Regions from separate parts of the Mus musculus genome. Here all the other regions are linked to region 2. A link is a loop called in an ENCODE intact Hi-C map of the cell type or tissue named here. Cell type or tissue: heart. All regions are shown on one strand. Region 1 overlaps Cyfip1 (cytoplasmic FMR1 interacting protein 1). Region 2 holds the start of Nipa2 (non imprinted in Prader-Willi/Angelman syndrome 2 homolog (human)). Region 3 holds the start of Tubgcp5 (tubulin, gamma complex associated protein 5).

Region 1 (8,000 bases), 110 kb after region 2:
AAAAAAGACTCTAAGGGACTCAGGCAATTTAACAACAGAAAAGCAACTCATTCCATTCTGAGATGGTCAAAGGACATTTAGACAAAAGACAAATGGGTGTTTCTCAAAAGGAGTTATATGAAGAGCATCACTAATCACCAAGCAGATATGAAGCAAAACCACAATGAGGGATCCCCACTTCCCAAGGGAATGACCATTATTAAAAAGAAAAATGCTGGGCTGGAGAGATGGCTCAGTGGGTAAGAGCACCTGACTGCTCTTCTGAAGGTCCAGAGTTCAAATCCCAGCAACCACATGGTGGCTCACAACCATCCGTAACAAGATCTGACTCCCTCTTCTGGTGTGTCTGAAGACAGCTACAGTGTACTTACATGTAATAAATAAATAAATCTTTAAAAAAAAAATGCTGGTGAGGATGTAGAGACATGAGAATCCTTAGATGACACTGAGCTGGTCCAGTCACTATGGAACAGTACACAGTTCCTCAAAAAATTAAAAATATGTCTACCACAAGATCCAACAATTCCACTACTGAGTATTTATCCAAGGAATTAATAACACTGTCAAAAAAGCAACTAGAACCCTGCTTATTTTTATTACTGCCTGTAATAACTGTTCTTTAATCTGCATTTCTCTTACTGCCTCTATGACTGGGCACATTCCTATACAGTAGCCAGTTTGTGACCTGCAGCCCCATCCCTTTTCAATGGCTTGCTGGTGTGGGCTGGCTGCTGCTTTGCTCTGAATCCTCTTCTTCTCCCATTCATGAAGTCACTCACTACACTTCTGACATGACAACTTTGGCAGAACTGTAGCAAACTTGTTTCCAGGTCAAGCTACTTGCTTTTCCATTTTGCTTGCTTTTTCGGAAACGTAACTTCTGTTTTCTTGGGGGGCTGGAGAGTGAACTGAGGAGGTATTGCGAGGTCTAATGCTTTTACCATGCCAAATGTGTCAGCCTTCCACTCTGGAATTTCCTCTTTCATTTCTAAATTTACCAAAGAGTGCCAGCCTGGGTCTGGGGAGGAAGTGGTTTCTAATAGTCTACAACTCAGCAAACTATTGATGTCACTCTCAGAAGCCAAAAAACCCTCTCATGTCAGACAGTGTTAAGGCAATGAGTAATTCCAGAGAATTAATTTAAAAGTAAAATTTGGATCTAAGTTCAATAAATTGATGATGAGATGTGTGTGTGTGTGTGTGTGTATTTATATATTCTAGAATATATGTGTTGTCCTAGTATGCTTTCTAATGCTGTGATAGACACCATGACTAAATAAACCTAGGAGGAAAGGGTTTATCTAAGTTCCAGGTACCAGTCAATCACTAGCAAAGTCAGGAATTTGGAGACAGGAACTAATGCAGAGACTGTGGGGGAATTCCACTTACTGATTTGTTCCCTGTGACTTACTCAGCCTGGTTTTTTGAATGCCCATGGATGGCCCCTCAGTGGACAGGGCCCTCCTCATTAGTCAATGCTCAAGAAAACGTCCCATAGACAAGCCCACAGGCCAATACCACAGAGACAATTCCTCAACAGAGACTCCCTCTCCGCCGATATGTTCAAGCCTGATAGTCAAGGTAACAGAAACTAACGAGCACAACTGTAAAAATTAAAACACACACAAAACTTCTACCTGTTAAATGGACAAATAAAACAATGACAGTTCTCCAAGGAAGTATAAATGATTGATAAATACTTTTAAAACAATTAAGTATCTTCAGCCATCAAAAAAAATGCTTATTAAAGCTACTTTGAAATTCCATCTCACCCCAGTCAGAAAGATTACCATCAAGTTAAAAAAGATGAGGAGTTCCAGAGATGACTCAGTGGATAAACACACACACTGCTCCTTCAAAAGAGCCAAGTTCGATTCTCAAACACCCATGTCGGGCAACTGACAACCACCACCAGTTGCAGCTCCAGGGGATCCAATACCTTCTTCTGGCCTCTCTAGGCACCTATAGTCAGGTGTACATCCCATAATTAAAAACTCATGAAACCTGAAAAAGGACAAGTGCCATTGAGGATGTAGTGAAACAACCCGTGTTTACAGCTGATGGCAATACCCAACCGTTAGAGGCACTACCCTATTCTGTTTACTACAAGAGACACTTGCACATCCATCCTTACTGCACCTCTTTTCAAAACACCCAGGGAAAAGAATTAGCCCAGATATCACCCATTCTCAGAGTAAAAGATAACAAAAACAGGCCACATATACACATTGGAATCTTATTCAGCCATTAAAAAATAAAATTGCAAAATCTGCAGCAAAGTGGAGCTGCAAATTCCTTTCTTGTTCCTTGAGAATTTCATATAAGGGGTTTTTATTACATTCACTTCCAACCCACCCACTAGGTTTCACCCTCACCTCCTTGCCCTGCCTCTAGCTTTCTTGTTTTGTTTGTTTGTTTTTTAAATAACACACAGTCTTGAGCCTCAGCTCCCCACATGCTCTTGGGGGTGGGGTCATCCACTGGAACGTGATCAACATACCTTACAGCAAATGACTTTCCCCCAGAATCCACTAACCATCCACAACTCCTCAGGTACGAGTATAGGCTGATTGGCTGGCTTACCCTTGGGCAGGCTTTGGGCAGACAACCACGGTTACTATGAACAACTGAAAATCCTTAGATTAAGTTAGGTAACCCAGGCTCAGAAACACAAATACCACATGATCTCTCACGTACGGATATCCTAGCTTCTAAAGGCTATACGTGTGCCCAGGCTATGGTGGCACAAGCACATCTTTAACGCCAGCACTTGGGAGGAAGAGGCAGGTACATCATTGAGTTTGAGGCCAGCCTAGTTTACAAAGCAAGTTCCAGGAATGCCAAGGCTGCATAGAGAAACCGTGTCTTGGGGGTGCTAGAATGGGGGGAGTGTTTGTGTGGGGGGAAGAATAAGTGTGAGGAGAACCGAGAGAACTAGAAATGGGCCCAGGAGACAGTAGAAAAGAAGTGACCGGGTTGCTGAGAGCAACGACAGGACACATGAGCTACAGAAGAGGAAGAGGGGATGACTAGGGAAGATGTGTACAGCAAAAAAAGTGGGGCAGGGAAGTGGGGGTTCACAGCTTCTCATAGCTTGTATGTATAAGAGGTACAGTTTCTTCTCAGCTAGATTCCAGAAGACAAGCAACTTAAGTGTATCCCCACAAAAGGAACACTGACCTGATCTCTGTTGGAGACGGCAGTTCTCTAAAACATGTTATTAAAATACCAAGACTCACCCCTGTGACAACTATCTAGGAAGTTTATGGTCAAAGTCAAATTCTAGTCTAGACATAGCTATGATGATAATCTTTAAATGAGATAAATATTAAAGTCAGTCAACTTTAAGCAAAGCAGACTACCCCAACTTAGATGGATCTCATCCAATGAGCTAAAGGTCTTAAGAAAAAAAGAATGCTGACAGCCCTCAAGAAAGAGGGCATTTTGCTTCTGTGTGGTCTTTGGTTTCAGGTTGCACGCAGCATTTAAGTATTCTGTGCAGTTCCAGCTTAGACTGCTTTGCAGAATCTGGCCCTGCCAGTCTCCACAGCTGTGTGAAGCAACTCCCTAAAGTGGATCTCAGTGTTTCTGTCTGCCTCCCCCGGCCCACGTGTATACCCCATTTATTCTGTTTTTCTGGAGAACTCTAGTTATAACGCTGATTACCACCCCCGGCCCCGACTCCTGCAATCAGAGCAAACAATAACAGGCAAATGGGTCTGTACAAAATCCTTCTGAGTCTGGTGCGTGGGACGGAAACAAAGCTGAATTCCGACAGCCTCTGAGATTCAAGCACAGTCAAAGATCTCTGAAGGCAGCTGACCCCGGGGAGCCAAGAGGAGAAGTGGCTTTCGGCTCCCTGCTTCTGTAGAGGCTGCTGCATGGTTTGTGGGTGGTAAACAAAAGAACATGCTTTAGAATAGAAGAGCTCTAGGCTGGGGTGCAGCTTAGTGCTGCTGCAGCGCCAAGGCTCCGGGTATGTGATTCTGAGGCAGGACAGAAAGGCAGGTTGAATTACATACGGGTGCATAAGAACAGAGACCCTCACTCCAGAGTCACCAGCTGAAATTCAAGAATTCCAGCCCAATGCACATTTGCTGTGAAGGTTATGGAAATAGAGACAAGGCTTCCTTTATGTTAGAATAGCAGCTAACCGGGCTTAATGTGTATGACCTTCAACAGAGGTTCTAAATCCATTCATCTTGCTAGGACAAACACAATGGCAAAAAACAACTCAGGGAAGAAAATGCTTATCTGGCTTACAATTCCAGCTTACAGTCCATTGCTTCAGGGGGATCAAGTGAAGAACGGAAAGCTTCACATGGACAGTCAAGCACAGAGACAGAATAAACGCATGGACCCTTGCTCACTTGCTCTCCGTCAGATTTCTCTGTCTACGTCTTTCCTGCATAGGGAATGGTGCCACTCATAATAGGCTAGGTCTTCCAGCATCAATTGGCAGTTGATGTCATCCTCTATAGACCTGCCTGCTGCTTGATCCAGACACTCTCTCACTGTAACTCCATTTCTCAGGTGGCTCCCTCCAGGTTAGTCAAGTTGACAAACCAACCAGCACAGTAAAGCCTCACTCCTGTCCTGGATATTGCCTGGGAATCACACCAAAAAAAAAAAAAAAAAAAAAAAAAAAGACTATTAATTTTGTTTACAGTACAGATATCCTAACTCTCTGTATGTCGTGTGGCTATTGTAAAGGCAACTAAGCATGTCTCTCTTAACTCTTGCACTAAACATCCATGTAAAAATTTTCTTTTGGGCTGAAGAGATGGCTCAGTGGTTAAGTGGTTTGACTGCTCTTCCAAAGGTCCTGAGTTCAAATCCCAGCAACCACATGGTGGCTCACAACCATCCATAATGAGATCTGGTATCCTCTTTAGGTGGGTCTGAAGACAGCTACAGTGTACTTAATAATAATAATAATAATAATAATAATAATAATAATAATAAATCTTTTAATAAATTACAACATCTGCTTCATGCTGGCCAGTCTCGATATTTTGGCAAAGAACTGGTTTTACCTGAGTCAAGAGTCCCCAAATATTAAGGGGATTCAGTGTGGACCTGTGCCTTAACTTGTGTTCCCACTGACAATTCTTCAAACAAAAGTCTTCTTTCATTGAGTGGCTTGAAGAAGAAATCCGATATTCTTGCCAGCTGTGTTAGCCAGGACAAGGTTACAAGCAACCACATTCAGGAGTGGAAACCACTGCTTTCTGACTATCAGTTTTTCTTCTCTGTGGAACAAAATCCCTGCATGAGCTTGGGGAATACAAAGTAAAGAACTTGACAAGTTTGGCCAGGAGAATGGATGTGGTGTGAATACAAACCACAGGCATTGTGGATTCAGGGTCATTATAGCTATCATTGTCCATCTGTTTCATTCATAACTAAAACCTTTGGGAGCCGAAGTTCAATGTCCACCATTTCTGCCGTCACTGCCAGGCTTGAAGAAGCAAGCATATTAACATTGGCTGGGGAGCAACGAGGAAGAACTATTAGTTTCTGCAGGGCTCACCCACCCCCTGCTCCCTGCCACCTTCCCAGAAGCTGAAGGACAACATGGTTTCTTTGGGACCATCTGCTCAGAAGCTGTTAATGAAAATCTTTTAAAAATATTACAGATACAAATGTTGTGTTTAAAGTATTCTGGAAGCCTTCCATTAGATACTTTGTAACCTGTGTTACAAAGGCTACTGGTAGCCATCAGTTCTCCAGATAAACAGAACAAATAGTAAAATAGCTTAAAAAAATCATAATAATACCTAATTTTCATTACATGTAAATAGACAAGGTATTCAAATTGAAAGGCAGAGATATTCAAAATGGTTTTAAAAAATTCAAAGGAGCCATGAGAAACACATTTTAAAGACACTAAGGAAGTGAAACAAAAGAATGGAAAAAGATACACCAAACAAGCATGGTGCAAAAAGCCTTTAATCTCGGACTCAGGAGGCAGAAGAAAAGAAGCAAGTGGATCTCCATGAGTTCAAAGCCAGACTGGTCTACATAGTAAGTGCCAGGCCAGCCAAGATTACATAGTAAGACCCTGTCAGAAGAATGCAAAGATACAAAATGAAAAGCAAAACCCAAAAATAATGGCAATGACTAGCCTGATACAGAAAAAGGAACTTGAAAATAAAAAAAATTATTACTAAAAGAAACATAGCCAGACATTGTGGCACTTGCTGGGCACCCCATCATTCAGAAGGCAAGAAGATGACTGTGTGTCTGAGACCATCCTGGACTGCATAATGATACCAGACTAGCCAGGGCCTTGGCAGGGTAGGAATGAGAAGGCACTATGAAAGTCAATCACAATCCAGCACTGTGACATAACAGTTTCAAGCATACAGGTACCTTACAACCCAGTCAACACATGCAGCTACAGGTGACAAGGAGAAAAATCCTTGCTTGTGTAAAGCAGTTATTAAAAGAATTCTCAACAAAGTTGCACGATGTAAAACATTATAAAAGAAAATAGCATGCAAACAATTATTACTGAACTATCTGGCTCCTAAATCGTAAACCAATCTAATAACTCTTTTTTTATAACCTGTATATATTCTAGAAGAATGGAACCCTAATTTATCCCTAGCAGTTGCTACTAAGTGAAACAGATCAAAAACCTTGTTTGAGACAGACACTGAGGGTGATGGGGACTGAGAGGTTAGCTAAAGCCAGGAAGGTACCCTGCTGTAATACTGATTCAACAGATGACTGAGGGTCCAACATTTAGAGGACAGTATTTTGTACCTTTTCTTCTAATTTTTTTAAACTGGCAAATTTAAGGACCTAATGATTGAACTCAACACCTGGCTTTCCATCTAATCTTGGACTATTTCATCTGTCCATGCTTCACCCACCCACCAAGTGTGGTAAATAACAGCTGCATCTATTTCAAGGACTGGGCAAATAATACGTGAACTGAGAAGTCAGCAAACTACAGGACGTTGTCTTTTTACATAAAGAATTTCCCTGGCAGACAGCCACACCCACTCATTTTCCACGAGGCTCTAATGCTACAGCACATAAACAAGGCCCACAGAACGGAGACTATTCACAATCTGCACCTTTGCCAGAAAGGGAGCACTGGCTTACAAAGATGCACGAAACATGGGATGTCTTAAGAACGTGAGCACAATTTCCCTTCCCTGGTGGTTTGAACTGGAATGGTCCCCAGAGGCTCATCTATTTGAGCTCCCTCGTCTGACAGTGGCAGTACTTGAGAAGGATTAGAACAGTGGTTCTCAACCTTCCTAATGCTGCCACCCTTTAATAAAGTTCCTCATGCTGGGCTGACCCCCAGCTGTAATTTTTGCTACTGTTAAGAATCACAATGGAGAACTGGGCGTGGTGTCGCAAGCCTTTAGTCCCAGCACTTGGAGGCAGAGGCAGGCGGATTTCTGAGTTCGAGGCCAGCCTGGTCTACAGAGTGAGTTCCAGGATAGCCAGGGCTATACAGAGAAACCCTGTCTCAAAAAACCAAAAAAAAAAAAGAATCACAATGGAAATATTTCCAATGGTCTTAGGCAACCTTTGTGAAAGGCTCGTTCAGTCCCCAAAGGAACCTCAATGTACAGGCTGAGAAGTGCTGTATTTGAAGGATTAGGAAGTGCCACATTGCTGGAGGAAATGTGTCACAGGGGCTTTTGAGATTTCAAAAGCCTATGCCAGGCCTCTCTCCTCTCTCTCCCTCCCCCTCTCCATCTCTCTGGATCAGGATGTAGCTCTCAGCTACTGCTCCAGTGCCATGCCTACCACAATACTCCTGCCATGAGAATGAACTAAAATCTCTGACACTTGTAAGCAAGCCCTCAATTCAATGTTTTCCTTTATAAGAGTTGCCTTTGCCCAAGCGTCTCTTCACACCAATACAACGGTGAGTCACCTTCAGAGTGATGTCCTTGAGCATGTACTCAAGGATACTGACACAAGATCAACTGGAGTGTTGATAAATGTTAAAGCACAATATCAGGCGCTGA
Region 2 (8,000 bases):
TCCCAGAGTTGGGGAGGCAGAGGTGAGTAGATCTCTGTGAGTTCAAAGCCTGGTGAGTTCTAGGATAGGTATAGCTACCTAGTGAGAATTGGTCTCAGAAAACAAAAGCAAACAAAAAACTACTATGCATCTTGACTGGTTTTGTAGAAGTGACAAACAGGATTTAATTGCTTTATTGAGGTATAATTGGCACATAAGAGGTTGTAATCATCTAGTGTGTTTTCTTGGTTAGGATTCCATTGCTGTGAAGACGCACCATGAATAAGGCAGCTCTTATAAAAGACAGCATTTAATTGGGGCAGACATGGTGCTAGAGAAGGAGCTAAGAGTACATCTTGATTCAAAGGCACTGAGAAGGGTACTCTCTGTGCACTGGGTGGAGCTTGCATATCTGACCTCAAATACCACCACCACAGTGACACCTACTCCAACAAGGCCACACCTCCTAATAATAGGCCAAGCATATTCAAACCACCACAAGCATATCATGCAGTGTATGTGATGAAAGTCACATCAGGAACAAAACTGAAAACAGTCGTTATGCCAGTTTCCTTTGGGTCCTTGAAACCTGCTTTTCTTGCCCCTCCGTGCCCACACCATCACTTTTTGTCACTATGTGCTACTTCCTAGTCCCTAGATTTTCTTTTCCAAGATTTATTATTATTTATGTGCATTGATGTGTTTGCCTGCATGTTTGTCTGTGCAAGGGTGCCAGATCCTCTGGAACTAGAGTTACACTGGTGAGCTGCCATGTGGGTGCTGGGAATCGAACCCTGGTCTTATGGAAGAGCAGCCAGTGTTCTTACCAGCTGAGCCCTCTCTCCAGCTCCCATTTCCTTTTAATTCTCTTAGCCAGATATTTTATGTACAAGGAGAGGCTGGCTTTCACTTCTCAGAGACTCAGTCATTTTATAGCATCTATCAGTAGTTCACTTCGTTTTATTACTGGCTAGTTTCCCACTCACATTAGGCTATTTGCGATGTGTACAGGTGTGCTTGTTGTCATTGCAAATATAACCGCTGTAGCTATAGAATATTTATTTACAATTTCTCTCATGCTTATATGAATGTTTTCATTTCTTTTTGATAGATAACTTAAACAGTTGGGTCATATGGTTGTAGTATGTTTAGCTTTTTTTTTTTTTTTGAGACACCATCTGTCTATATAGCCCTATCTGTCCTGGAACTTCCTGTGTAGACCAGACTGGGTTGAACTCTGCCTTCTAAGTGCTGGAATTAAAGGTATCTGCTACCATGTTTAACTATATTCAACTTTTGTAGAAGCTGTCAGTCCATTTCCCAAGGTTGTGCTAGTTTAAATTCCATCAGGAACATATGAGAATTACAATATTATTTAACTTTTCTTTTGTTTTGTTTTCCTTTGGAAACAATGTCTCACGCTGTAACCAAGCTTCCCTGAAAATGTGTATGTAGCTCAGGCTAGTCTTCAATTTGTGGCAATCCTGCTGTTTCTGTCTCCTAAGGGCCTACAAAAATTAGATTTTAAAACTTTAAAGGTACCCATGATCACTGCTTGAACAGTCACACAATATTAGATATGGAACATTATGACTTAGAAAAATGATTTGCGCATTTAAGGAGCCCGCAGCATACTAAATAGGCACTCACACACACACACACACATACACACACACACACACCACACTCACTCCACTGTGTGATGTGAGTACTGGCTTGGAGGACCAGATAATGAGTGTGACAGTAGCTAAAGGATTGTAATGATGAAAGCAGATGGATGAGAAGGATCTGTACCTTGGATGTTTAGGACAATGGGGAGGAGGGAGTGAGAAGGAGGAAGGGAAGGGAGAGGGAGGTGCCACAAGATAATTCTCTACCACGGTTAAATTACAATGCTGATCCCACATACGGCACACACCTGTTCAAATGAACCAACCAGTGCCTTTATGATAATCAACAGGTCTTTGGAGATGTCTGTTGCCATCTTTATCAGTTAAGTTATTGCTGCCTATCAATTTAAACCAAAATGAGGTGGCAATCACTTATTCTTTCTTTTAGGCCGATGGGTCAGTGGGGCAGTTTTGCTGATGTGAACCAACCTGACCCTTGCCAGCAATTCTGAGTTAGCCAGGAAGGAAGTCAGTATGGTGGCTTTGTTCCTGGTCTACATTGTACTACATTTGTTCTCCATTATTCCCTCCTGCCCACCAGTCCGGGCTTCTTATCAAGTTTCATTGCATTTTTCTTTGCTCAATACCATTCCCCCAGCCAATGCAGATTCAGGGAGAGTGGAGATGCAGGTACTGTAAAATTTGTGGACACATGGAAAGGTGGAAAAATTGGAGTCATTCTGTATTTACCTGATCATCAAAGTCCCACTTGCATGTCATCTAGAAATTAGCCTACCCTAAAAATTGAGCAAAATAAGTCCTCAAGAGCCAGTTCTAAGACACTTGGGTATCTGGTTGTCAAGTTCACAGCAGAGTAGCTTTTAAATTAGCTACTTAGCCACTCCCTCAATGTTTTAGACCATCACGTCCAAAGCATTAGCATAGGAGATAGGAAAACTACAGTGCTGTTTTTAATGTTTCAATAAATGTATAATTCATTTTACAAGGATCTCCCTCCCAAACACACCCAAACAAATGTTCTTGGAGTAACATATCCTGTAAACAAGGATTTTCAGCAGCCTTCAATGGTCTTTTCAAAGCAAAAGCAGCCGAGAAAAAGCTATTACTTTGTTTCCTGTGCATCTCGTGGAAAAGATCTCTTGTCCAAATCACAAGGTCCTCCTCCACAAGCTTTACTGTCTCTTCCCTGGAAACCTGCCTCCTTGTCCCGCCCACTTCCGCCCTTTGCGGTCAAACCCACCTCCTCCATCCCAAAGGTCCCACGTGAAGACTCCCAGGAAATCGGATTTTAAATAACAGGGCTGGATTTTTGATGAGTAGGTGAGCAAAGATGACCTTAGAAGGTACGGCTCCTCCGGCTCGCTGTCAGGGCGGGGCGAAGAGCCTTGCGGAGGCGGGGCCTGAGCTGTGCCTGCCCAGCGCGCGCGGTTTACGTCACTAGTCTGCGCCCAGGTTTCCCGGCAGGTTCTCGGCGGCTCTTCTGGTGCTGGCCGCGGTGCGGCCGAAGGCTGTCCGAGGTAGGCTCCTCTCGGCTCTCCCATGGAGGAGGCGGCGCTCACTGCAGTCTCGGATGCACGAACTTCCCGCGGGACGTCGCCGGAGACGGTGGCTGTGTGCGCGCAGGAGCGAGCTGCCTGCGTGGGGGTCTGAGCGGGCACCGGGGTCGCGTCCCGGAGGGAGCCGAGTCGCCCGCCGGCCTGCGACGGCCCTAAGGTAGCTACTTCCTGTAAGCGAGCTCCAGGGCGGAGCTGCGGGCTGTGTCGGCCGCCTGAGGTCGGAGAAGGGCCCCGGGGCGACTTGCTTTTTCGCGTGTTCTGGGGTGGACGCAGCTTCCCTGGTGATCCGCAGTGAGTCGGATTGATTGCCATTCAATCCGGCAGAAGTCTGGCTGGTTGGCCCTGTCCGGTCGCGTACTCGTTAAGTTCTGCATATCAGTTTTATTTGCCTTCGTGAGTTTTCAGAAGATGGTTTCGGCTTGCTGTAACGTTTTGAGCTTGCTTGACTCAGTTCCCTGGCACTTAATAGGGTTTACACAAAATGCAGGGTTTGGGGTTCCTGCTTCTTTGATTTCTCTACGATAATGGCAAGGCATTTAGTTTAGGAGTGGTCTTGAGTGCAGTTTCTTTAGATTCTATATCATGTGCCCGTTTGATACCATATTAATTATTTTTAAAGTTAAAAGAGGAAGTCTGAGATTTGACGTTTTTCATTCCAGTAAGCTGTATGTAGAAGCTCTTACAGTACTTACTAAGTGAAAGAACAGGAAGGCCAGTAACTATATATCTAAGTATTTAGTAATTTTCTGTCCTTTCACCTACTTCCATATTTTCTTCTTTCCAGGGTGGAACTACTCTGCCGTGGTTAAATACTTTAAATGGGAATAAAGGATAGCGTTTCCAAGAAAATGAGAATGAATAAATCATCTCTGTTTTTTAAAAGAAAGACCATATTAAACTTACATGTAAGTTAAAATTTTAATTTCTAACAGTATTGCTAAGTTAGATCGGAGATTAGGTTCTGTAGTATTTTTTTGTTTGGTTGTTTGGTTGTTTTTTGTTTTGATTTTTATAGAGACAGGGTTTCTCTGTGTAGTCCTGGCTGTCCTGGAACTCACTCTGTAGACCAGGCTGGCCTCCTCTGCCTCCCTAGTGCTGGGATTAATGGCATGCGCCACCACTGCCCGGAGGTTCCTGCCCACCTCTTGTCTAGCTTGTCTTGTTGAGTCAGTAAACTTTAGGTTGATTGAGAGGCCCCATCAGGAAAAATAAGGTGGAGAATGACTGATAATGTTGTTTTCTTTAGTTTTTCACAGATACGGGAAATACCACTACTAGGTGTGCACACACAAGAAAAATGAGCTAAACCTGAAGCTGAGACTGCTATAAGCTTTAGATAGTAGTAAACATTATGTAGAAGTAGACTTAAGAGCTGAACTTTTACAGCCAGGTATGGTGATACAAGCTTGTAATTCCAGCACTCCGGAGGCTGGGACAGGATGATTTCAAGATCAAGGCCAGCCTGGACTCCATAAGGAGACCCTTCAGTTCTAACATTTTAAGATGATATGGCAGTCAGGATTAGTAGAGCCAATCTCTTTTCTGAGTGATCCTCTCATGAGTGCCTAACATTCTGAGATGTGTTTTCTGTGGCTGTCAAGGAGAAATAACACTATCCTCTGATATTGTTTGAAGTGGTAGCCCTTTGATGTAAGGAAAGCAGTTCTACTGACTTTGAAGCTCTGTGAAGATATAAAATGAGTCACATATGATTAAATAGTACCCAATTTTTTTCTATAGAAAATATAAAAAGCTTTACCTAAATCTGACTTATTTGAGGGCATTTGTTGTGGTAGACACAAGAACTCTGTAGAGCGACATGACATGTGATGGTGGGTTGAAGAGAGACTTGCATCAAAGGATGCAAAGTAACAGGTATATAGAGTAAGTTGTGAGATTTAATGTATAACATGAAGGTTATAGTTAGTAAAAATTGTATTAGAGACTTTAAAACTCCCTACTTGACAAACTAAAGTTCTACATACTTCTTTATTGTAGAACTAAGCACATATCTCAGATTAAAACATTCCCAGCTATAACATTTTGTATATAGCTAGTTGTATTGATTTTGTATAGATAAATTTGAAATTAACACTTGTATAAAGTTCTGTGAGGACTTTAAGTAAGAATAAATGGATTGCAGGTGTGTTCATATTTTTTGGCTTTGTGTCTTGCTTATAGGGCTCCTGTGTGGTCTAACATGTAATGTTGGAATGTTACTCTACTGTGGTATCTCACATAACTTTGCTCACTTAGACTCAACCATAGTAATCTTTCCTTTCCCAGAAAACAGCATACCTGCTCTTAAGTAGAGCCTGCGTTTATAGTGCCACTTTGTTCTTTTTCCATCCCTTTCAAGTCTGCGCAGTGTTACCTCATCAAGGCCTCCTCCCTTAGCGCCTTAGTGTGCATTATTTTTCACCATGGCATTTACCACATTGCAGTGCCCTTTTATTTCTTGTTTTACCTTGCTTCTGTCTGGGAGGTAACTTTCATGAAGACCAGAGTTTTGGTCTGTGTTTTTCTTCATGGCTCTATCCCCTTGTTCATACATTATGTACTCAGAACACCTTTGTTAGTTTAAGTAAATGTGATTTATAGGCAAGCCCAGTTTTTCACTGAGAGCCACAGCGAAGGAGGTTATGATCTATATAAGTAACCTTAATACAGGTTAGGAAATTCAGAATGGAATAGGCTAAAGTCTAGGGAATTCAGGAAACATGGTAGTTACTTTGGCTCCTGGAATTCAACTAGGAATTGCTTACAGGAGTGCTTTTTGGTTGGGCCCTTTGCAATGAAGCCGGTAAATAGACAATTAGGAGTAGATTAAAGTGGTAGCCATGGAAAGAACACAAGGTGTGTGAAATACAGTATTAGGAACTAAGATTTAAAAGTTAGGTGTGAGCTGGGCGTAGTGGTGCACGCCTTTAATCCCAGCACTTGGGAGGCAGAGGCAGGCGGATTTCTGAGTTTGAGGCCAGCCTGGTCTACAAAGTGAGTGCCAGGACAGCCAGGGCTACACAGAGAAACCCTGTCTCGAAAAACAAACAAACAAACAAACAAAAAAAAAGTTAGGTGTGGAACAAAGGAAAGGTCTTAGTTATTGGTAACTACATTGGGACCCCCAATGTTAGCTGCAAGTTACCTGCTGTGACTAGGCGGCATCCTTTGAGAAAAGGGTAGAATAAAGGATGGCACCTCACCTCTTGAGTCTGGTTCTGCTTCCTGCTTGTTATTACAAGTTATTTAATGTCTCTACCCGCCCGTTTTTCTCATTCCTAGCTTCTTCCACTTAAAGAGTTAAATGTCCTGCTTTGTTAGTCACTACCTTGATACAGGGTCTCTCACTGAGCCGGTAGCTGTGCTGGTAACAAGTCTGAGAAGTCCATTTCTCTGCTTTCTCTCTCCTGTTCCCAGTGCTGCCATTATAGGTACTGATGAGGCCATACCCAGCTTTTTTTTTTAAAGATTTATTATTATATCTAAGTACACTGTAGCTGTCTTCAGATGCACCAGAAGAGGACGTCAGATCTCATTACGGATGGTTGTGAGCCACCATGTGGTTGCTGGGATTTGAACTCAGGACCTTCGGAAGAGCAGTCGGTGCTCTTAACCACTGAGCCATCTCTCCAGCCCCATACCCAGCTTTTTAAAACTTTGGTGCAGGGTTTTGAACTTGGGTCCTCATATTTGCTGAGCTATCTTTCATGCCTTCTGTTTTCTCTTTCAGCTGTCTTTTAAGCTTGACCCTGTCTTATAAAAAATATCCATGTGGCATGTGCTCAGCTTTGTTTGACCTTCAGTTACAGAGAGTAGGAACAGGATCAGAGACTATCAAAGCAACTCATTTCTTTCAGGACATTCACACATATGTCCTATTAGTAAACTGTAAGTCCAAATGAGGTAATTATTTTTCCGAGTTTAGTGGCTCGTGGCTACCTTAGAATTTGAAGATTAAGTCTGCACTCCTCCCCAACTGGTATAATTCCAGAAGTAAACAGACTGAAAAAGCAACCTTAATTCTAGAAAGCTGTTCATATAAAATTTGCTACCACAAATGAGTGCTTTTGTGGAAAACCAACACAGATAGCCAAAGTAATTGTCTTTAAGGAACTTAGTGAGTTTGAAGATGAGTTTTTCTTCAGGGAGCTGAAGACTTGGCTCAGTGTTAAGAGCACTTGTTGCTCTTGGAGATGACTGGCACTGACAGCCATGTGTAACTCAGTTTCAGGGGACTGACCTTCAGCGGCCCCAGCAGCGCACATGTGTACAGACATAAAATCACTATTTCAAGTTTGTCTTGAAAGACAGAACAGTGACTGATAATTTCTAAAGTCACGTGTACGTGATTGAGGCAACTTGCCCCCAAAGCCCTTCTGCTTTACATGTTTGGGTAGTATGTAGGTAAAAAGGAAAAGGAAAGAGAAAGGAAGTTTTAAACAGTGTCATGAAATGTTAAATTGTGAAGGAAATTCTTACATAAGGCAAAATAAAAGTAGGAGCAATTAACTTTCATTGACCTTAGAATAAAATGAACGGCTTTCTAGAATTAAGGTTGCTTTTTTACTATGTTTACTTCTGGAAATATACCAGTTGGGGAGGAGTGCAGACTTGTCTTCAGTTCTAAGTCGGCCACTAAACTATGAAAATGAATGCCCTTATTTGAATTTAAGTGCATTATTTTAAGCACCCCTTTACCTTATTGATTGGGGGCAGAGAGGGGGGCCAGTCAGTTCTCACTTCATGAACCTGGCCTGTAAGTAAGGTAGACCACAGTTTCTTAGTTTCCTGTACTCAAACCAAAGAAAGAGAACACTACACACGCCATGCAGAG
Region 3 (8,000 bases), 170 kb after region 2:
ATGTGCATCTGTCTTTAAAATAAAAAGAGAGACAGGCGAATCAGCCGGAGGTTGGTAAGTGCTTCTGAAGCCAGACTGAGTAATGAAAGAGCTACACAACACTTGTTTACACACCTGCTCATTTTAGGAAACATGAGTTATCATAAGGTAAATTGTATTCTCTAAACTTCTTCCATAACTCAAACGTTTACATAAAAGGAGTCTAAGTCACATGAGGTTTGGTTCCCTAGTTCTAACAAGTGTAAGACATTTGACTGGGTTAAAGATTTTATTTCTATAGGAACTGTAATATAATTCTCTAGAACATGACATTATGGCTAAGTGATGTTATTTTCCAGTGGCAATATGCATCCTGAAGATTAAACATATCTAACAGTTTGCCTATTTGACTATAACCTCTATAAGAATCACATTTACATTCAGCACAAATACTGCACATCTATAATTGCACGGAGTACAAGTGTACCTGTTTGCTGCACTCAGAGAAGTCAAAGATGCTCTTGGCCTTTGTTGTAAAGATTTACTTGTTATTTTATGTGTATGGGTACTTTGCTTCCATGTGTGTATATGCAGCAAATGCATGCAGCACTCTCTTAGACCAGAAGAGTGCTGCTCCCTTGGAACTGGACTTACAGGCAGGCATTTGTGCGTGGTGCTGGAACTGAACCAGGTCCTCTGGATAAGCAGTAGTTGCTCCTAACTGTTGAGTTATTTCTCCAGCCCTGTTGGTGTTAAGTTTGCATTTATCTTATGGAGGGGGTCAGTATTTTTTTTTTTAAATAAACCTAAAAGTCTTTTGATTTTCTTTCACTAGAAACCACACTGCCAAGACATTTCAAGTTTCAACAGATCTTTGTTATGACTCTCATAAACCAATCAAATCTATCTAATGAAAAGTACTATTTTTGCATGTTAGCCTTTCTATGACCCAAATTTCTGAGTCTTTCCTTGTTCATAGCACTGATGTCTAAACTGTAATGTTAGCTATGCAGAAAAAGTTAATGGAGATCCAAGTAGCCGAAGCTTTGAACATTCTCCAAGAAGGCTTGTTTTCATGGACGGCTTGCCAGCCAACTGCTAGTTAACAGTTCTTAGGATTTTTAACTGGTTAATAATAGGGAAAGCTCACATCTAGAATCATACTGTCCTATTTTTTTTTTTAAAAAAAAATTGGTATTTTTGAAGAATTATGGGCTTTTCTTTAGGAAATCTGGAACTTCAGTCAATGTAGCCAGGAAATGCTTTGTTTTAGGTATGTTGATGGTATGCCTTGGTATGTAGATGGCCTTGAACTTGCAACCCTCCGGTTCTCTGTTTCCTTACACTAAGACAACAGGTACAAGATTCAATGCTAACATTCACAAATGAGAGAAAGCATGCGATCTTTTTTCTGCTGGGTCTTGATGATCTCTAGCTCTATTTGCTCGTGAATTTTCTAATGTCATTCTTCTTGAGGGCTGAATAATATTCCACTATATAAATACACTACATTTGCATTATCCATTCATCAGCTGTAGGATAGTAGGCTGTTTTCACTTCCTGGCTATTGTGAGAGTAACAAAGACTAGGATGAGCAGGAACCTCAATGGCAGAATATCGAGTCCTTTGGCTGTGTGCCCGAGAGTGGTACAGCTCATCATGTGGAAGATTTGTAGTTTTGGAGACAGAAACTGTTCTCTGTCCACAACAGGGCAGGTGTACAAGGCCACATACTCATGACTACAGAGGCAGCACAAATGAAAATTTTATGCATTAGAATAAGAAAGGACACAAATTGGGTGTGTATGGAGGGATGACGAGGAGTTGGAGTAGCAGTGAATATGGCCAAAACTCACTGTATGAAATTCTCAAAGGACCCAATAAACACCACCACCAACAAAGTAGAGCACATGTGCACATAATACAAACCCTCAGAGCACACAACAAATGAAGTAATCTCCATTTAATTTTCACCAGGCATCACTTAGCCTTTTGAGAAGTACATCATTAGGCAGCTTTGGTGTTGAGTGAGAGAACCTCCTTGATGACACTTACAGAACCCTAAAGGCATAGCCTATCATGCATGCGCTTCGTTTCTGCTTTCTGCTCTAGTCATCTCTTTCCTGACTGGAATCTAGATGAGTTAATGGTAATAAACGATAGAAATGATGATGCTAGACTAAGAAGACACTAGTGCTAAGAATTCTTGTAGCAAATCACTGTACCTAAGGGTGGCCTTGGAGCCCCTGACATAATATAAAAGCACATTTGGGATACGGCTGCTATCTGAGAAATTCAAGGTAGCCAAATAGTGCTGATTTCTGTAACCGTAGTAAATTCCAAGTGAGACAGCAAACAAGAGCACACTGCTTATGTCCTACCAAACCTGAGGCCACAGCTACCCCATTCTCTCTGAGGCCCTGCTCCAGTCAGGGGATACTACTAAATAGAGCGTTCATGAAGAGATAACACAGTGATGATAATTATACTGCACAGAGTGACTGCAAAAGCCCGGCAGTGAGCAGTGGTGGCCCACGCCTATAACCACAACATTCTGGAAGCAGAGGCAGGTGGGATCTCTGAGTTTGAGGCCAGCCTGGTCTACAAGGTGGGTTCCAGGACAGTCAGAGCGTCACAGAACCCTGTCTCGGAACGACAAAGAGCAGCAACAGCAACAAGAGTGACTACAACTGGAGAGCTCACGGCTGAAGGCTTACCTTTATTTTCTCTGTGCTGGGAAGAGATGCATTTAGGAACTCCTTAGTTAATCTCTTCCAACTAGCAGCTTTGTTGAGATCAGAATGAATGGTGAATTTTTCATAAATTCTAAAATGTTAAAAAAAAAATCAATTAGTACCTAAATAGCTTTTGAGAACGCATCAATGAATACATATAGACAGAGAATCAACATACCCTTCTATTGTTTTTTCTACTTTGTGACTGTTGACATCCAAGAAACGATGAAATCTGGTAAAGATAAAATACAGTTTTTAATGTCAGTGTCACATGGCAGTATTTACTGTCAGGTAGCTAAGTATACTTGAGTCACAGCTCTCCATGTCCCTGCATATGTCTGACACCCCTGACAACCTGTCCTCTGGCTCCTTTGTCTTTTTATATGTCCCACAGTTATGTTCAGTATAACATATTTTCCTAGGGTTTTTGCTAGATCTTGCTATGTGGCTCTGAGCTCACTAGGAAGCTAAGGATAGCCTTCAACTCACAGCAATCCTCCTGCCTGAGCCACCCAAGTGGGTATACTTTTTAGTGCAAAATTCTGATGTAATTATAGGCATACATCATTGTGACTGGATTTTCTTTGTCTTTTTAATGTAAGAGAGAAGCCCAGTGAAATCTTAACATTTGTCCTCTGAATAATTCTGCTAAATGTACAAAATGAAATACAAAGAAAAGCAAACATATTCATGTACAATTATCAAATATTTAGAAAGCTTTGAAAGGGTCTGGAGAGATGCCTCGGGGGTTAAGAGCCCACGCCATTGCTCAGGGTCCCCAGGTTCTATTCACAGCACCCACAGGCTGTTTATAATCCCAGTTCCAGGGGATCAGCTGCCTTGGGCACCAGGCACACACATGCACACGTGTACACAGAGTCAAATCATACACATAACATCATCAACAACAAAACCTAAAATTTAGCAGTGGGACCAAAGGCTGTCATTAATGTAACAACGAACAACATGTGGAAATAAAGCAACTGTAACACAAGGTGACTGCCACATGTTTTCTACGGGTGACACTGGTGACAGAGTGTTATAGGTATGCTTTTAGTACTTCTGTTATACTATGCAGCATCTATGTCTCTTCCCAACTCTAAAATGACTATCCCCTCCCTCCTATCTGCCACTAGAAAAAATACTTGTGGTACATCTGCTTTTCGAGTTACCTGACTTCTTTGAATCCTTGTTCTTTCTATAGGTTATAACTAGAAATTGCACTTGTGGTTTTGGATCGTTGGCTTGCTTCCCATCAACCTGAGAGGTCTGTAGTCTCACGAACTAGGCAGACACTCACGTCCTGCGCTTAGAATCAGGATCACAGTCTGACAAACTGTTCACTGTTTAGGGTGACTTCTACTAGACATGCTATGTGTTGCTCAATAGTAGAACTTGAATTTGTTTTATGCAATGCAAAGGGAGGACACAGAAGCGGGGAAACTTGTAAGTGGTCCGAGCAAGAGAAGAGGGGGGTTGGTGAGACAAACAAAAAACAAAACAAAACAAAAAACCCCCAAAAAACCTAACAGGATGTGATCAGAATTTGGCGCTAAAAATTCACTTTCCCAGCCATCAAATGACTTTTGATGTGCACCGTACTGCGTGCGGGTGAGCAGAGTCAACAGCTCTCTAGGAATGTGCCGCTGCAACTGCGGGTTTCTCGCAAGGGCACCTAAGGGGAAACCAAGGCACAGCAGCTGCAGCAGACGCAGGGGTGCCGGAGGCCGCACTCCCGACCCGGACCCGCCCGCCCGCGCGACTTCAGCTCGTAGCCGCGATCCCACACCTGAAGTTGGACCAGACGAAGTCCAGGGCCAGCTGGAAGTTGGGGTCCGCCTCGTCCTGCAGCCCCGTAACCTGCCGGACGAGCTCGCACACATCATGCTCCAGCTGTCTGTCCATCCGGCTCCCGGACGACTTAGGCCGGGCCATTGCCGCGGCGTACCTATCAGGATCTCTGCTAAGTGGCGACTGTTCTCGCGAGAGTTCCGCCCGTCCCGGCACCGGGGTTTCGAGATGTGGAGGATGTTTCCGCGAGAGTTCCGGCAGCCCCGGAGCTGTGCCTGGGAAAGGTGCTGATGGGAGTGGATGCTGGTTGCTGGATGCGGTGCGTCCGTGGGTGGGGAAGAGATGTGCTCTTTCTGCTTGCACACCGGGAAATCCGAGAGTCTTCAGACAGCTAACCATTATTTATTATTAATCATTGTTAATAAGGGACTCTGGATACTCCTGATTAACGATTTAAATTCTGATGCATTTTGAGCCAACCAGTTTTTTGGTTCCAGGGTATAGTTTCCGACATTTTTGAACATCGTGACTTATTTGTTCATGCTCCGGCCTTCACTTTCTCCTCCAGACGACCTAAACTGGGCTCTCAGAGCTCCCCAACTAAACACATGCTTCTGATTAGACCAGGAACATATGGTTAAAGCAGCGATAGTGCCCATTTATGTATTACAATGGCTCTGAACCTTCCAAATGCTGTGACCCTTTAATATAGTTCCTCTCGCTGGGATGACCCATAACCATTAAATTATTTCGTTGCTACTTCATAGTTATACTTTTGCTAGTTTACGAATTGTAATGTAACTATCTGATGTGTGATCCCTACTGCGGGTCACTGCCCACATGCTGAAACTGCTGGTTTATTAGTAAGGTGGAGATGTATGTGAGGGCCAGCTGTCTGTCACCCACTTGATGGCCGGGGATGCTTTTCTGTTACTGTTCTTTGTGCACCCACAGCTTTGGGTTAGGCCGACCTTCCCTATGGAGGACTTGTCCTTGTTACAGTACAGGCAGTTGTGCTTTCTTGTTAGAACCCTCGAACAAGTTCTCAAGAAAGGGAAAGTGGCTCTGAGTTCAAGGCCAGCCTACAGAGTGAGTTCCAGGACAGCCAGGGCTATACAGAGAAACCCTGTCTCGAAAAAAAAAAAAAAAAATCAGAACAAAACAACCAAAACAACAACAGCAACAACAAACCCAAAACAAAACAAAAAAAGCTGGCTTACTTAATAAAGTTGCTGGCTGTCAGGCCTGGCTGCTTGCATCCCATCGTGTGGACTCACATGATAGGAGAGAACCATGTCCCATAAGTAGTCTTATAATTCCCATGTGTGCGTACCTCCACCCCATACAAAAATAAATTTTAAAACGTCATTTTCAAAATATAAAAAGGGGAAAGCACTCTTGAGAGCAGACGTGGGCAAAGTCGTCAGAGCAGCAGCTGGAGCCTTTGAGCCTTTATAAATCGTCCGCATTAGGTAGCACCTGCCACCCCAATTGGTACTTGCCTGACTTTTTCTTAGACGAATCCCTCACGAGGAAGGTCTTTGTTGAGGCCAGGCTAAGTTACTCCATATTGAATAAAACAGTTGTTATCCCCTAAGCTGTGCACTGCCCCAGGAGACTGTTTTACAAGAGGCCTTTGACTCCATTCTGCAGCTGAGTAGATCCAGAGAAAGCAGCAGATAGGCACCCGCGTAAAGCAAAGACAGTTAGCTTGTCCCTGGGACTAGAGAGGGAGCCACACTGTAAGTTGAATGGGGGAGACTTGGAACTGTGAAGGCAGACTGACGTATTAAATCTGGCAAACCAGGCACAAGGACTTATCAAACATACCAGATGGAGAAAATGCTGTGTCTCCCTCATGTGGATGCCATAAGTGATAGACACCCACCACTGTGATGTTATGGCTGCACACAAACCTATTATATGGTGTGTGCATCAAGGACTTGGCTAAGTCCCCCACTGTTGATGTAGCCTCCCCACTGCCTCAAATGCCCAGTTGTTCTCCTGCTGATCTGGAGCTAATCTGCAGTGCTCTGATCCTGACTTATTTTCTGCTACAGACCAGGCTTGCTGTCTTCATCCTGAATCCAGATTTCGCAGCTTCACACTCAAGCCTGACTCGAGCAGCTTCACCAGCAGTTTCTACCACTAGCTTTCTCCTGGCACTGGTCTGACTTGTTTATACAGATCTTTTCTCCATCCACTTCTGAAACCTCTTGTACTCATTCATTCTGTAGCCTACACACACACACACACACACACACACACACACACACACACACACAGGGAGACAGACAGACAGACAGATAGACAGAGATAGAGACAAGGACAGATTTGGATATATTTATTGTGTGCTGTGTGATATGAGACTTGATATTGGTAATTAAGGTTGGAACTTGTATTCATCTAGGCGGATGTGTTTATAAAAAGATAAAGAGAGGAGGGGATATGTTCTATGGAGCTGTGGTGAGGTATGGAAGAAGAGGGTGTCTCAGCAGGCCCATAGAATAGAGTTTATTCAGGGCATGGGGAGGGGAGTTAAGAGGGTAGTAGAGTCAGAGAAAGGCAGAGAGAGAGAGAGGAATAGAGAAGAAGAGGAGTAGAGGAGTAGAGGCTGGCCATGAGCACGTGAAGAGAGACGGAGAAGGGAATGGGGAGAGATGGGGGAAGGGACAGAGTGGGAGCAAGAAGGGAAGAGCAAGAAGGGGGGGTGTCATTCAGCCTCTTTTATAGTGGGTCAGGCCTACCTGGCTATTGCAGGGTAACTGTGGGGAGGAGCATACCTGGCTCCTGTTGCCAGGTATCTCTGTGGGGTTGAGCTTAGACAGAATGCTAACATAGGCTACCAAGATTTTATGGCAAATTGCTGTCATTAAAGCCAGAAAGCCTTGTGAATTTATTGCTATTCAATAAACTCTGACATTGTGGAAAGACACACCACAAGTGTGCCTATGTTTAATCTGCCAACTGGCTTGAGCTCTCTCCCGGTGTTGTGTAAAGCTCAGATGAAGAAGCGTCCAGTTTCCCTGAAAACAGGCTTGCTTTGTATGCTAATTTGGGTGCTGTTGTCCCCATTCTCCTGTCCCCATTCTCTTGTCATATCCTTATACACAGCTTTGGGGCATTAAGAAGAAGGCCCATAAGACTATCTCTTGACTGAGTAGTAGGCTTTGGTTTTCTATAGCAGTTGACTGAAATCAACATGGTAGGGAGTTTGGTTTGAAACTTGTTACGTAGCCAGGTGTGGTGGCACACGCTTTTAATCCCAGCACTCGGGAGGCAGAGGCAGGCGGATTTCTGAGTTCGAGGCCAACCTGGTCTACAAAGTGAATTCCAGGACAGCCAAGGCTACACAGAAAAACTCTTGTCTCAAAAAACCAAAAAAAAAAAAAAAAAAAAAAGAAACTTGTTACATGTCTTAGGAGACACAAAACTTTACAAGATTATGTCAGAGACCATCCCCTGAGAAAGTGAGCCCTTCACAATCTCCCTAAC

The links. Hi-C counts contacts between places; a loop is a spot of excess contacts. Peaks named below come from ENCODE experiments on the same cell type or tissue, not always from the same donor. Only the 100,000 strongest peaks of a DNase experiment are listed, where the experiment ranks them.
Region 1: it touches region 2 in a loop (12-fold over the local background); 2 of 42 quality-filtered maps call a loop at or near these places.
Region 3: it touches region 2 in a loop (2.6-fold over the local background); 5 of 42 quality-filtered maps call a loop at or near these places.

What each region holds. Positions count from the first base shown.
Region 1 is chr7:55,845,989-55,853,988 of GRCm38, reverse strand. All of the region lies in intron 1 of Cyfip1 (cytoplasmic FMR1 interacting protein 1), which reads right to left. Among named protein-coding and RNA genes, the nearest start is that of Cyfip1, 7.9 kb to the right of the region's middle. In heart, no CTCF peak of the experiment used is centred here; a DNase peak (open chromatin) is centred at 958; H3K27ac peaks cover 575 bases.
Region 2 is chr7:55,957,523-55,965,522 of GRCm38, reverse strand. It overlaps Nipa2 (non imprinted in Prader-Willi/Angelman syndrome 2 homolog (human)), which reads left to right and starts at 3,030. Exons shown (of 7, transcript NM_001256130.1): 1 at 3,030-3,323; 2 at 3,951-4,071. A230056P14Rik (RIKEN cDNA A230056P14 gene) reads right to left here and starts at 2,992. Exons shown (of 6, transcript NR_015495.2): 1 at 2,851-2,992. In heart, a CTCF peak has its summit at 3,114; a DNase peak (open chromatin) is centred at 2,982; H3K4me3 peaks cover 1,919 bases; H3K27ac peaks cover 1,704 bases.
Region 3 is chr7:55,790,844-55,798,843 of GRCm38, reverse strand. Tubgcp5 (tubulin, gamma complex associated protein 5) reads right to left here and starts at 4,719. Exons shown (of 23, transcript NM_146190.3): 1 at 4,504-4,719; 2 at 2,893-2,946; 3 at 2,697-2,805; 4 at 1-12. The coding sequence starts at 4,649. In heart, no CTCF peak of the experiment used is centred here; a DNase peak (open chromatin) is centred at 4,703; H3K4me3 peaks cover 2,035 bases; H3K27ac peaks cover 1,465 bases.